2 separate regions of the Mus musculus genome follow, and region 2 is linked to region 1. Evidence: chromatin contacts called from ENCODE Hi-C data. All regions are on one chromosome and are shown on one strand. Each heading gives the region's core, a stretch centred on a gene start or an enhancer-like site at or near the end of the contact. The rest is flanking DNA. Distances are from core to core; before and after follow the strand shown. Region 1 holds the start of AI197445 (expressed sequence AI197445). Region 2 holds the start of Smim15 (small integral membrane protein 15).

Region 1 (6,283 bases), core at 1,771-4,270:
TAAACATGACCCCACAGATAGTGGGGGCTCAAGCATTGGTTTGCTTTGCTCTGCCTTGTTCGTTCGCTAATCTTCACTAAGGACACACATGTATTGTTCGCCTTACATCATTGTGTTGCTGAGCTTGGCTTCATAGAGAGAAACTCGACAAAGAACTTCTCATGAGCTTCCTTCCACGGACTCAGGCCAGTCAGCAAGCCTTGCGGTTTCTTCTGGATTGGACTGCACTTGCTGATTCGTCGTGGACTGGTCTGCAGCTGCTGGCTCGTGTGGGATATTTGCTAGGGGGCTGGACTGAGAGCAATGAAGACTGGAGTCACCTCAAAGAACTATTTCTAAACAGGCCCACTCTCCTTAATAACCTTTCTTTTCTTCTATCTCTGGTGGTTGGTAGACTAGAAAGGAATTTGAACCCTTATTAAAATAAATTGTGAAAAATATATGCCTACATTCCATTATCATTATTCCTATCATCTCGTAATGGGCAACGCCATCTCAATCAGCTCTCTGTGTTAAATACAGAGTTCTCAAACAACTACATTCTTTCACCTCTGGGACAAAGTCCAAACTTAACAACACATCATATGAAACCCTATGCTCTTACCACCCATTCTAGCATCATCTTTCCTCCTGCACCAAGGTTACTCTCCCCAGCCCTCGAGCCCCCGAAGGCTCCTGCCAGTCTCCCTATCTTTCACGATGCAGCTTGTGTTGTAATTTGCCCATATTTAATCGCACAGGTTCTTGAATCTGTTCACATTTTGAGGATTTATCTCTCTAATCAACAGTGTCCAGGAAATAATTGGCATATAATTTTTCTTATCACATATAAATATTTAGTAATTAAAATGAAAAGCATCCATGTATGTTCCCCATAGGATCACATTATATGCTACAGTAACTACTCTGCCCCAACCCCTGCCTCCAAGTCTCTGATTAAAAATGATTGAGCTGGATCAGGGGTGTGGTTTCAGAAGCTCTGATCCCAGTCCTTGAAAGGCTGAGGCAGGAAGATTGGATGTTTTCTAGATTGTGGACACTATTTCACACACCCTAGGCATATTTATTCATTTAAGGCTCATAAGAACCCCCATGAGATGGAGCCAAAGTGATTTTCATCTTGCAGAAAAGTTGTTGTGCCCAGTGTCACATGGACTATAAGCCTGGCATTCAGGCTTGACCATTGGCTAGTCCACATCCTTACCTGACTCACGTGTCATCTCCACGGGTCTTAGTGCTGTAGATACCTTCAACATTTTAATTCTGTGACAATGGAGCTTGTTCTGATGGGAAGGTAGATCAGCTGCTAAGGGGGATGGTAGAATACCCAGAACAGGGGACCTTGCAGAAAGCAACATCCTAGCTGTCTGGGATTTCCTAGGTTTGCTTTAAGCATCTCCCAAGGATGCCAATCAAGTTGGCATTGTTCTGACAGAATCTCGGACTTCTGGCTTTTTCTGCTGTCCTGTACATTTTGGGTCCCTAGAGATGCTCTGACATTTCCAGCTCTGAGCAAGAAAGCGATGGGACCAGATCACCCGATTTCTGCCTGAACCTCAGACTCCCAGCCCGTTTGCACACGGCAGAGGCCCGTCTGCTACAGAAGAACCTCAAGGTCACTCACCAAGGCTTCATTGTATCTGTGCTTTACCTTTAAAAGGAACATCTTAACTCATCTCCTGTCCTTGGGTGCTTCATGGAATCCGTGCATGTTAATAGCCATTCCTGTCAAATGCCTGTCACCATTGCTGTGAGACTGTGTGTCACAGCGTTTGAGATGATGCAGCCAGATACTATCGACCAGCTCAGCATCTCTCTGAGAAACCCATGTTCAACTACATCCCTGTGGGTAATAAACAGGATGGATGCCCTCATCCCATGATAGAGCGTTATCTACAAATATATAACTCAAAAGAAATTACCACCAATATTCTTTTAATTGGAAATATCCTTCTTCCGCCTAAGCAGATACGTGCAAGCCCCTCTCTTACTGAAGCCATCCACAGCAGAGGAACATGTGTGTGAATGACAGCCTTTTAATCTTCCCCCGTAATCAGCTCCCCAAGCCCGAATGCTGAGTCTGTGAAACTGGCAAGGCCAGCCTGTTTCTCAGCTACCTCCTGCCGCAGGCTCCGGTGGGTCTGCCCTGCCCTTCTCCCTAACTTTAGCACTGGGACTCTTTAGAAAGCCAGAATATTTTTCACCCTGGGCTTGATCCTCCATTAAAACCAGCCGACCTAGAAAAATGAAGCTTAGGCGAGGCGGCTTTTCTGATCCCATTATCGATAAGCTCTTAGAGTTCATCAATGAAAATTAGAAGTTGTTAATCCTGTACATTTCCCCCCCCATCCCTTGATTTTTAATTACAGAAGAGAGAAGTAATGGATAACGTCTGGGGTTGCAGAGACACTGAAGCTGTCAAGAGAAAATTAAATTTACAGTCAGAGAGTTTTGTTTTCTCAAGTGTCCTTATAAAATTCGAAAGAGGCTCCTGGCATCACCAAGGCAATTCAACTGGTTTCCTAAACTGGCAGGATTTTCTTCGAAGAAGCCCTCCTTCCTTTGCCAAGAGAGTGTCTTAATGACAAGGACTGGACCTAAAGGGAACTCATTCAGAAGAAAACTGCATTAAAAGAACATTAAGGGCGATGTTTTAAAGTCTGATTTAAACTCATGAAAGCAAGGAGATTTATTGTTGAAGCCAAATCGCCGAGCTGACGCGCCCTGCCTGGTAATACATTCTGATTGGAGCACAGGGGATTGAATCTGTGCAGAGACATCGCTCACTGTGGCCTCAGCATTCCAGCTGCTGAGCCAGGAGATAGTGATGGGGAGCCGGGAGGGGGGCCACACAGGCTGGGGACAGCCACATTTCTAAAAGCAGATGGGCTAACATCCCATGGGGAACAACTCACCAGGGAAGTAGGAGAAGGGCGCTGCCAGCTGAGGTCAGCCTTGACATTAGTCGACAGCTCAGCAGCCTCGAAGCAGCTCCCAACACAAACAGTCATGGGTGGAGTGGGGGCTGGGAGGCCGGGTGGGGGGTGCGGGGAGGGGTTCCCTGGAGAATTGGAGGCTCAGCAGGAAGTTCCAGCCCATCTCCTCTGAATCCTAGCCAATCCTCCTCCACTCCCTGGCCCCACCCCACCCAGGGGGTGGGGCAGAATCTTCTCTTGGGCAGCTCCTTCTACATTCAAAGGGACCCGTGACAGAATGAACCCCAACCTCAACCTGCTGCTCTATTTTCCTTGGCAAGTTTCTACTTGTGCTGCAGACCTGGCTGCTAGCCAAAGGGCCAGCTGCTTGCCACCTTGCAAGTCAGGATCTGATTTCTAGATTAGCAGTGTTTGTGCCAATGTTGGAAAGGTACATTGAAGTCACCTGGAAAAAAATCAAAGAACACAGCCTTGAGCTCCTGCCCCCGCTTCCCTCCCAGTTCAAGGTCATGTGTCCCAATGATAGCTTCTATATTTCAGTTGGGGATGGCATTGCATTCTATTCCAAATAACAATGGTCTCCAGAGTAAGCCTTGGGGCTTTTTCCTCTTGACTTTCAAACTGATCCATCCCCCTTTGTGCCATTTTTAGTGTCCCAGTGCCTGTACAGATGTCTATTTCTTGGACTATCTGTTGCTTCCCCATGCATGGATATAGGGCTGTCTATTCAAGTGGTCACATTTGGATAGCCAAGAGATAGTAAAGATGTGCCAACAGGTCAGTCTGTGAAAACTAGAAGACCACAGAGTGTCACTTGAGCAGGGACCCAAAAGTGTGTGTGTTGTGTGTGTGTGTGTTGGGGGTGGTGGTGGTGGTGGTGGGTTGTTTTGTTTTCTGAGTTCGGTTGTTTGTTGATGACAGATTCTCATTCTAGCCTAGGATGCCCTGGAATTTATTCAGAAACCCAGACCAGTCTCAGTCTCTTCTACTTTCCATCTCTCGAGTGCTGGAATTACAGGCATGAGTTGCTACTCTTGGATCAAAAAGTCTTTGGTGAAAGTGAAGTCAGGTGTTTGAGACCAGGCAAGCCTCCTTCAGGAAACAGAATCAGGAACCGACCTGGAGGGCTCAGGTGACTAGGTGGGATGTGAGATCTTTCTGTTATATATTTATCTAGTAATGTGTATGTTGAGTGCTTCTCAACATCACAGAGCATGAAGCTGTGCAAACACATAGGTGGAGTAAATTCGGCAAGTAATGCCATCCATGAATGTTCACAGTAGAGACAGAAAGAGCTGTGGGGAGCGTTAGAAGGATGCTCCACGGCAAGTGGAGCTTGAAGGAAATAGAAACCGCTCAAAAGTAAGGAGTAAGAAGTGTGGAGGGCAGAGTCCATGAAGCTCAGAGTGGGAATTTAGCCTAGGGACCTGTGACAGTGGAAGAGAGACTGGCTGCACAGTGGAGACATGGTTACAAAGGCTGTGTGCCCTTCTAAGGAACGCTAATCCTCTCTGGTAGCTAATAAAAAGCCAATTAATGATGTTAAAAGCGTCTGAATTATCATCAGCCTAAGGTAGCTGAAAACTCAAACTTCATCACATAATTGTCCTATTTGGAATAAAGAGGATGACCCTGAAGGGAGTCAATATTGGTTTGGATGGTATGAAGCTCTGAAGAAGATCCACAGGTATCCCAGGCCCCAAGAAAATTGTTCATACATTGAAAGTTTTGTGAATGATTTTGTGTGCTCCCTAAAGCCAACCCATAATATCTATATGTCTTATATCTATAGATAGTTTTCTCTAAAGAGAGCCATGGCAAAGAATTTGCTCTTCAAGAATTTCATACACCTTAAGAAATGGTGTGTCACAATGTCTGTTTTTGCTTTCAAATGGTTCACGACATTTTAAAAGTGCGTGTGCTCACATGCATTTCCAGAGAAAGAAGCAACATACTCTTGCTTATGGTAGATGAATCTGGGGGTGGGGGTGGTATATGAGTGTTCATTATAATTTCTTTCAACTTTCTGTACATTTGAAATAAAAAAAAGCCAAAGAAAGCCCCAGCTGAAGATGGAAGTAACAGGAATGAATATAAAGTAATGAGCCTTATTCATTTATATTCCTTTACCATATTCTGTCTGAACACACTCTGTAGTGGTTCAATATTTAGTTGGAATAATCAATAGGATGTAGTGTCTGATGAAAGGCACAGTGGCAGAGCTTGAAGTGGCCCATGTGAATGATGGGCAGCTCACTGAACAGGGCAACCAGAAGGCATAGGGCAGCAAAGGGGAGGGAGGGTGAGTCAAATTTATTCCGAGGGCAGCGTTTTTAAAGGTGTGGGGGATGCCCTGGAGTGGGTCACCAGAGATGAGTACGATTAAAGGGACTGTGAGTGCAGGCGACCTCGGCCAAGGACAGGGAGACTCTTGTAAGGAGGCAAGGCTTAGGAAGTGACATTTGTAGTGGTTGCCTGGAGACCTGTAAAACGAGTACAAAGTAGCGACTTCACTTCTCGTAGCCTAACAGGGCTGTGTGGGCAAGGTGCTTGCACACCTTAGCTTGGGCTTCACGTCGTTCCAGTTGCTCTGCTAGATTACATCCACGCCCACCAAGCAAGAGTCTAAGATAAGGAGACCCTCAAGGAGACCCCAGTGCAGTATGGGAAAGAGACATCTAAACAGCTACCTCTCGTAGTAGCCAATGCAAGGCAGAGGAAAAAAAATAGAGACGTTCAGTTTCATATAAAATGTATCAATGTACGGATGCTTAGGTGGTGTGAACACCATGGCTAGGCACAGATCATGGACCATATGACTAATTTGTGTAAGTCCCAGCTAAGGGGAAATGCATGTCCCAGTTAGTACTAAATGCCAAAGTTCCCTCTTTATAACGCACGGGTATTGTAGCTGTGGAAGACAGTCCTTCTACAGAGTGTTTTGAATTTTCTCCTAAAGAATAATAATTTTACAAAGAGGGAGGGAGGGAGCGAGGGAGGGAGGGAGGGAGCGAGGGAGGGAGGGAGGGAGGGAGGGAGGGAGGGAGGGAGGGGAGGGAGGGAGGGAGGGAGGGAGGGAAGAAGGGAAGGAGAGAAAGAAAGGCATTCCAGAATGCACAAGGTAGCAGAATATAAACAGACATAGTCCCATTAAGGATTAAGGACTAAAGGAAAATTCTGTAAAACAGAACATAATTCTATTTTACATAGCAGGGCTCTGAATTTGCCTCCCTGGTCGAGGCGCTGTGCAGCTGATCTCAGGATACTGTCCAGGAATTCCCCTCCTCCTCCCCCTCCTCCTCCGTGTCTGAACGCAGGTGGCTGAAAGGCTTGCTGGAAGACCCCAT
Region 2 (6,283 bases), core at 2,491-4,990, 570 kb before region 1:
GAATTTTTACTACAGGTTGAACAGACAGAAATGCTTGGGGCTTGGAGTGTTTTAATTTTTTCCCAGACTTTAAAGTATTTCATAATACCTTGAGGATGGGATCCAATTCTGAACACAAGGTCCGCTTATATTTCTCATGGCTTGAAGATAACTTGATGTATTTTTAGTGCACCTGTATTTTGACTGCAACCCATCCCGAAGTGGGCTGTGGGCTTTTCCGCTCTTGGCATCATGTCTGAGCACAGGTGTTAGGTTTTACAGTGCTTCTGAGCTTTGAATTTTCACATTAGGTATGCTCCACCTGTATGATAAATGCTAACTTAAATACTTGCCAGTAGATACCAACAAACTTTTATTTCCAAGCCTAAAAGTTACTATAGTATTGAGGTCAGAACATGACTCTTCTGTACGGTCAGATTAATTCACTAAATAATACTATCAGGAACAGCCTGGAAATTTCGTGAGAGTCCTTCCAAAGCTGCAGGTTTTCCAGAGTGGTTTTCTCTGGCTACAGTCTGTGCGCCCCTTCAATCCTTCTTTAGTCGTTTAGCTTTTGCGATGTTTTCTTGCCGTTTTTGTTTCTTCTTTTGCTCCTTCTCTCTGGCTTCAATCATCTTGGCCAACTTCCAGGACAGTACAGCACTAGCTAGGAACAGTGGTGTGAGCGCCAAGATAACTGTGGTAAGGAAGCCATATGGGTCCTTTGCAGCCCACTCCACAACATACTCAGCCCAAGCCTTTATGTCAAGCATCTTTGCAGCAAGCAGGAAGCAGCTTGGAGAATGAAGGGAGGGGGGAAAGAAGAAAAAAACAAAACAAAAAAGAAGACTATATGGTTACTCAAATCCTGAAAGTTAGAACACATCCAATTTAATCAGAATTCCATTATCGCATAGTTTTGTTTTTTCAGTATTAATTAGTAGCATTTCAATAAAGATTAGCATCTCCATTTAGGAAAAAAATAGTTCAAATCGAACAACACAGATCATTTCTAGAAAGTAAAGACCAATTTATAGAAGGTAAGGCCCACTTGAACTGTGTCCTATGGGCATCCTCCATGCCTCTAATTCTCAGGACAAACCGTGCAGGAGCAGACAAACAAAGAGCTTGACTTCCACCGGCTCAATTCAGGAAAGGGCTGAAGCCGGCCGTTGCTGACACACCATCAGTACTGCTAAGTGCTAATTAACCAAAGTACAAATCAGACTCCTTGTCTGACATCTCGGCCAGACCATAAAAAGTCCTCCCAGAGAAAGAGAAGTAGGTGTTTATTTTTGGAACATAGGTTAAGGAAACCATGATGCTTAAAAAAAAAAACAAAAAAATCCACATTCATACATCCGGGGGAAAAAAAGATTGCTAAGTTATGGGCTTTCAAATTTGACAGCTCTACCAAAAAAAAAAAAAAAAAAAAAAAGAGAAATGCGTCCACACGGTAAGTGTGCATCTTGGTCTTTTTTGAGTTGGTAACAGAGGATCACCTGGTAAAATATGGTGAGGACTTGAGTGGCATTTCCTATATTGTTCCTGTTTCTAGCAACCTGTTTCAATTACAGGTTGAATTACAATGCCAGCATTTAGGGAAGGTTTGTGTGTATTTACAGCCACCTAAAGTCTCAAGCTAAGATTTTTAAAAACCATTTACCTTATGTTAGAGTAGTGACCTCTAATTTTCCCCTGGGACTATCAGTGAGTCAGTCAGAATTCAGACGATTGTTGGTTATGTCTTCTTCAGTCTGACCATACGATGTGGAGGGGGTTAAATTCTATATACATATACATGGATGAGCTAGAAAAGAAGACAATCAAGTCATAACTATTGTAAGATAGTTGCAGGATATTTTGATCACACTGTGAACCCCAAGATTGTGCTGTAGTGTGCCCTCCCCGCTCCTTAGCACACACCTTTGGTCCCTCTGCCTGGAATGCAGACACGCCCTTAGTATACAACCTTTAATCCCAAACAAGGTAAAGTTAGTTTGTAGAAGGAAGCACCATATTTGAAAGTGATGTCAAAGTGATGAATCAGAGAAAGATTTGATACAGGATATGCCCAGCCCTCAAAAGAGGAAAGAGGAAAAAGAGGCTAGTTAAGAGAGCAGCACAGAGAAAGAAGAAAGGAGAAGGCAGTTTTACCAGGAGAGTTTTACAGAGACAGGCTGGAGAGAGAGAACAAGCTAGACACAGGTGAAGACAATGAGCCAGAGGATGAGAAGCCAGAAGAGCAGAACACATTGCTAGAGTCTGAGGTCAAGCAGAGCAATTCAGAAGAGGAGAAAGAGAAGCCAGATTGAATCAGTCAACTTGGCGAGGAGTTTGAGCTAGAACAGCTAGCTGAGTAAGTGAGTTAGCCAGCACACAGGAAGAACAAGAAAGGATGCGCTTTTCAGCAATAAGTCTCAGAAGCTGAAAACACTCTAGGCCTAGATAAGATTGTGTGGAGGCTAGAAGCTTCCGGGACTAGGCCTGGGTTAGCAGACTGAGCAGTAAGCCTCAAAGATGACAATTACAACAGGAGAATAAAAGATACCTTTACAGTAAGATTAGAAATGGAAAAAAAAAAAAAAAAAAAAAAAAAACCTCTAAATTCTCCTCTAAACACAAACAAGTAAAAACATCTTTCTATAATAGTATAGCCTCTTAACACCTATTTCTCCCTAAATTACAACTGCAAATGTCCCAAAATAAGAGTTCTAATTCGTAGAAGCCAAGTATTCTACGTAAATTATTTGAGTACTAAAGTTTTGTCTGAATAATAATGACTTTCACTAACATAAAAAAAATCAAGCTGGCTGGCTGACATGTTACAGGTACCATACCCATAAAGATTTTTAATCTTTGCGTCTACTGTTGGGGATCCAACCCAAAGCCTAGTAGAGCACAGTAGACAGATGCTCCACCGCTGACCAACCAAGAATTTAAACTGCTTGTACTTAAGAATCCTCATTTATTCGTTGGATTGGGTACATCGTTACAAAGTCAAACACTATGCTTTGCTCTTTAAAGGTTTTGTGGTCTGTAGTTCAATTAATGTACCTTACAAGAAAATAAAGAATTACCAAAATAATTATGGTACCCACAACCCGTCACATCAAGAAAACTATCACTGGATTTAACTTCCATGTCCCCATGCTATCTCCGTATTTGTATCAGAAACCATGCCCCTACTTTCAGCACATTAAACTTTCTGGAGACGTTAACCATCCAGTCCCTTGTCGCTACGCCCTCGCCCAGTTGTAACCAGTTTGCAGGAAGGTCCAAGAAAGATCGATCTTTCTCGAGTCCAGTAACGAACTAAATACAAGTCTGCGAAATCCGCCCAACTTTGCAAATAAGACTAGCGCGACTTGATGACTAGGCTATGGCAAAGTTACGGTCCACAGGCCACACATCTCGAGAGCACCTCAGTCTCGCACCAAAACATCCTCGCCTTACTTTCAGGCACATTCCTTCACCTCACAAAGCCTAGGGGACCCGGAGCTGCACCAGGCGTCTCTAGACTTACAGCTTCTCTCCTAACTTTCCCCGCTTAGCATTCTCCTTGCCCCGGGCCATGTCCACGGCCATCAGTCGGCCTCACCGGCTAAGGACGCCGCCCCGCCGAGCGAAGCCGGGCAGGACCCGCGGTCAGGAGCTCAGAGAGCCGGGAGAGCCCGGCCACACGCTCAGCTTAGGCTACAGCAAGCCACCGCAGCCCTAGGGGATCCCCGCTCCCATTCCCACTCACCGCCAGGCAGGAAAGTGGAAAGCGGAAGCCGCTCCGCTCAGGTCCCGCCCGAAGGCGGGGCGGGGCGGGGCGGGATGAGGAAGTGGCGGGCGGGTTTCCGGCGGCGCAATGTCTAGAGCCATAGCGGGAGGGCGGGGAGGGGCGGCGCGGCGAGGCGAGGCGAGGCGCGGAGGCTTCGTGTCCGCGGTCGGGGATGCTGCCGCGCGCCGCTTCGTGTGCGCTGCAGGTGGGGCATCGTGGCCTCGCGTCCTGCGTGGGACGCCGGCGAGGAGACGGAGTGGGTGAGGAGTTCGTCCAGGGGACTCTCAGCCCAGAGAGCCGCAGCTAGACACGAGGGGGACCCCGCAGTCTCCTTAGAGCCTTCTCGAGGCCGTGGAAGGACTGGCGTGTTCCCTAACTCGCCCCTCACTCATGCTGTAGAGTTGAACAATAGTTAAATATTTAAAGATTTGGCCAAGCAGCAGCCCGGCTGGGATGTGTCCAGTGAACCTTGGTAGCAGGGGGAAATGCTGCCACGCTGTGGGAAAGAGGTTCCGTTGTTTGTTTTTCATTTAAGAGCCTAACTTACTTCACAAAGGAATGGTCGATACTTGCCCCAAAGTAAACTGTCAATAATTAAACTGTCAGGGCATAGAGATCGCAATACATAAATAAAGGACTTCAAAAAGTCAACAAGCAGAAAGGGGTGCGTTAAATGGGTCTCCTAATCTACAGGGACGGAAAGATTAGCTCTGGTTTGGTTGGTGCTCAAATTTTGTGATTGCTTGCCTGAACTACTTGCTCTGTTTGACTGCCTCTGGCGAATGTTGCAAGACCTCCTCGCTGTTGTGTGCCAAATAAAGCAAGTTTTTATTCCTGAGAGACTGTGAGCGTTCCCTTTGAGGAGCAAGCCGAGACATGTATGAGTAGTTAGAGTATAACAACAGTAACCATTATTTACCAAGGAGCAGACTTTGGCAGCTAATCTAAGGATCTAAAATACTGCTACCCGGGTATATGCTAATGGCTGCATATTGTAATGGCAGCCGTGGTTTTCTTATTCTTGTGTGAAAGCCTGAAGGATTGCTTAAAACCTGTACAAACAAGCGTACCCATAACCGGCTTGTATCCATAACCGGCTTGTATCCGTGACATGTTCACTTCAGTAGATGGTTCCTCACAAGTTCTGCCTCCCAGTGTGTTGCTCTGTTTTATCTCTAAAGGACCCAGGGTCCCCGCAAGTCTTGGGAATAAAAGGAAGCAGTACCGTAAGGAAGGAACTGAGGAGGGGGTGCACCAGCCTAATCGTGCACAGTACACACACTTACAACGGAGAGAAAGAAAGCAGCAAGCTTCTTTGGCTATTGGAGACCTAGCCTTCACACTCAGATTTTAGGGCTCTCTCTTCTGGTGTATTAGGCAGGCCTGTGCAAGCCCAAGAACAGCATAGAGGTTGCCATGGAGGACAGCCTTACTGGGGCCTGCATTACCTTAACCAAAGATGATAAGTAAGATAGGCTCCCAAACCATGGGCTGACTGTTCCATGGCGAGGTCAGCTTTCTAGTCTCTGTACTGATGCCCCTACAGCACTCATTCTCTCTGAGCCTTTTCCTCCCGTATATCTAGAGGGCATTCTAGTTGACCTCTGATCATTCGGGCCCCTTCAGATCAGTAAATTAGTGTATCTGGCCAGTCCCCTAGCTCTTTATCCTTTCTGGGAGAGGGAGTAGTCACGGGTTTGTTTGAAAGACTCTTGCTATGTAGCCCAGACTCTACCTGAGCTCTGGGTCATTGTGGTCCACTCTCTTAAGTAATGGGATGGTGGGCGGTCACCACCACCGTTGTCTTAACTTGGATTTTATTCTCCCAAATGTCCCAAATGCATTATGAGATAACAACTAATACGTTCTGCCTTGTTCTTAAGAAGCAGATTTTAGCCAGGTGTAACCCCGAGACTTGAGAGGTGAAGACAGGAAGATGAACAACCTTGGTAGGCGTACAGTGAGTTTGAACCATTCTGGGCTACTTGAGACCCTGTCTCAGAGAAGAGGTAGGGTGTTAAGGTAGTTCCCATGGAGAGCAGACTAGGAAAAGCTGTGTGTGCAGGATTAAAGCAGCCCACATAGCAGCTCTGAAGCCAAGGAACAGCTGCACAATATTTGTTATTGCACAAAGCCTTTAAAAAATTGTTCGTTTGCTTTTCTCTTGTAAGGTAATTCCTGGTAGACTTGTCATTCCTTAGTTTCTAAAGTCTTTTTTTTTTTTAATGTTTGTAAGTACAAAGTTAAGTCTCACTCTAACCATGTGTCAATGAAAGGCATGTACCCTGAATAAGATTCTGTTGTTGTAATAATGTTATTTGCTCTGATTAAAAGATGCTGAAAGGTCTCTCACCTGTACTTGGCCTTATTTCCTTCCCTCCAGTAACCCTGTACATATGTAACTTCTTTTGATGGAATTGGGTTTTATCCCTGAATTTTATTTCATAACCTTATTTAAATATCAGTTGAGTACTTTCTGTGTACCCAGTACTGAAGTCAGTGCCTCTCAAATACTGTCACTAATCCCGAACTAAA

What was found. A loop is a pair of places that touch in the nucleus more often than their neighbours do.
Region 2: a loop to region 1 is called in a map of gastrocnemius, with 4 times the contacts of the local background. The contact joins the promoter of Smim15 here to the promoter of AI197445 in region 1. A Hi-C loop is called at or near these places in 17 of 37 maps with a recorded cell type or tissue (CH12.LX, Patski, adrenal gland and 4 more).

The regions. Positions count from the first base shown.
Region 1 is chr13:107,466,559-107,472,841 of GRCm38, reverse strand. It overlaps AI197445 (expressed sequence AI197445), which reads right to left and starts at 3,020. Exons shown (of 3, transcript NR_045083.1): 1 at 2,916-3,020; 2 at 1-395.
Region 2 is chr13:108,041,931-108,048,213 of GRCm38, reverse strand. It overlaps Smim15 (small integral membrane protein 15), which reads right to left and starts at 3,740. Exons shown (of 3, transcript NM_001048250.2): 1 at 3,728-3,740; 2 at 1,646-1,789; 3 at 1-774. The coding sequence starts at 752. The coding sequence ends at 528. Gm41055 (a long non-coding RNA gene) reads left to right here and starts at 3,743. Exons shown (of 5, transcript XR_003950673.1): 1 at 3,743-4,008.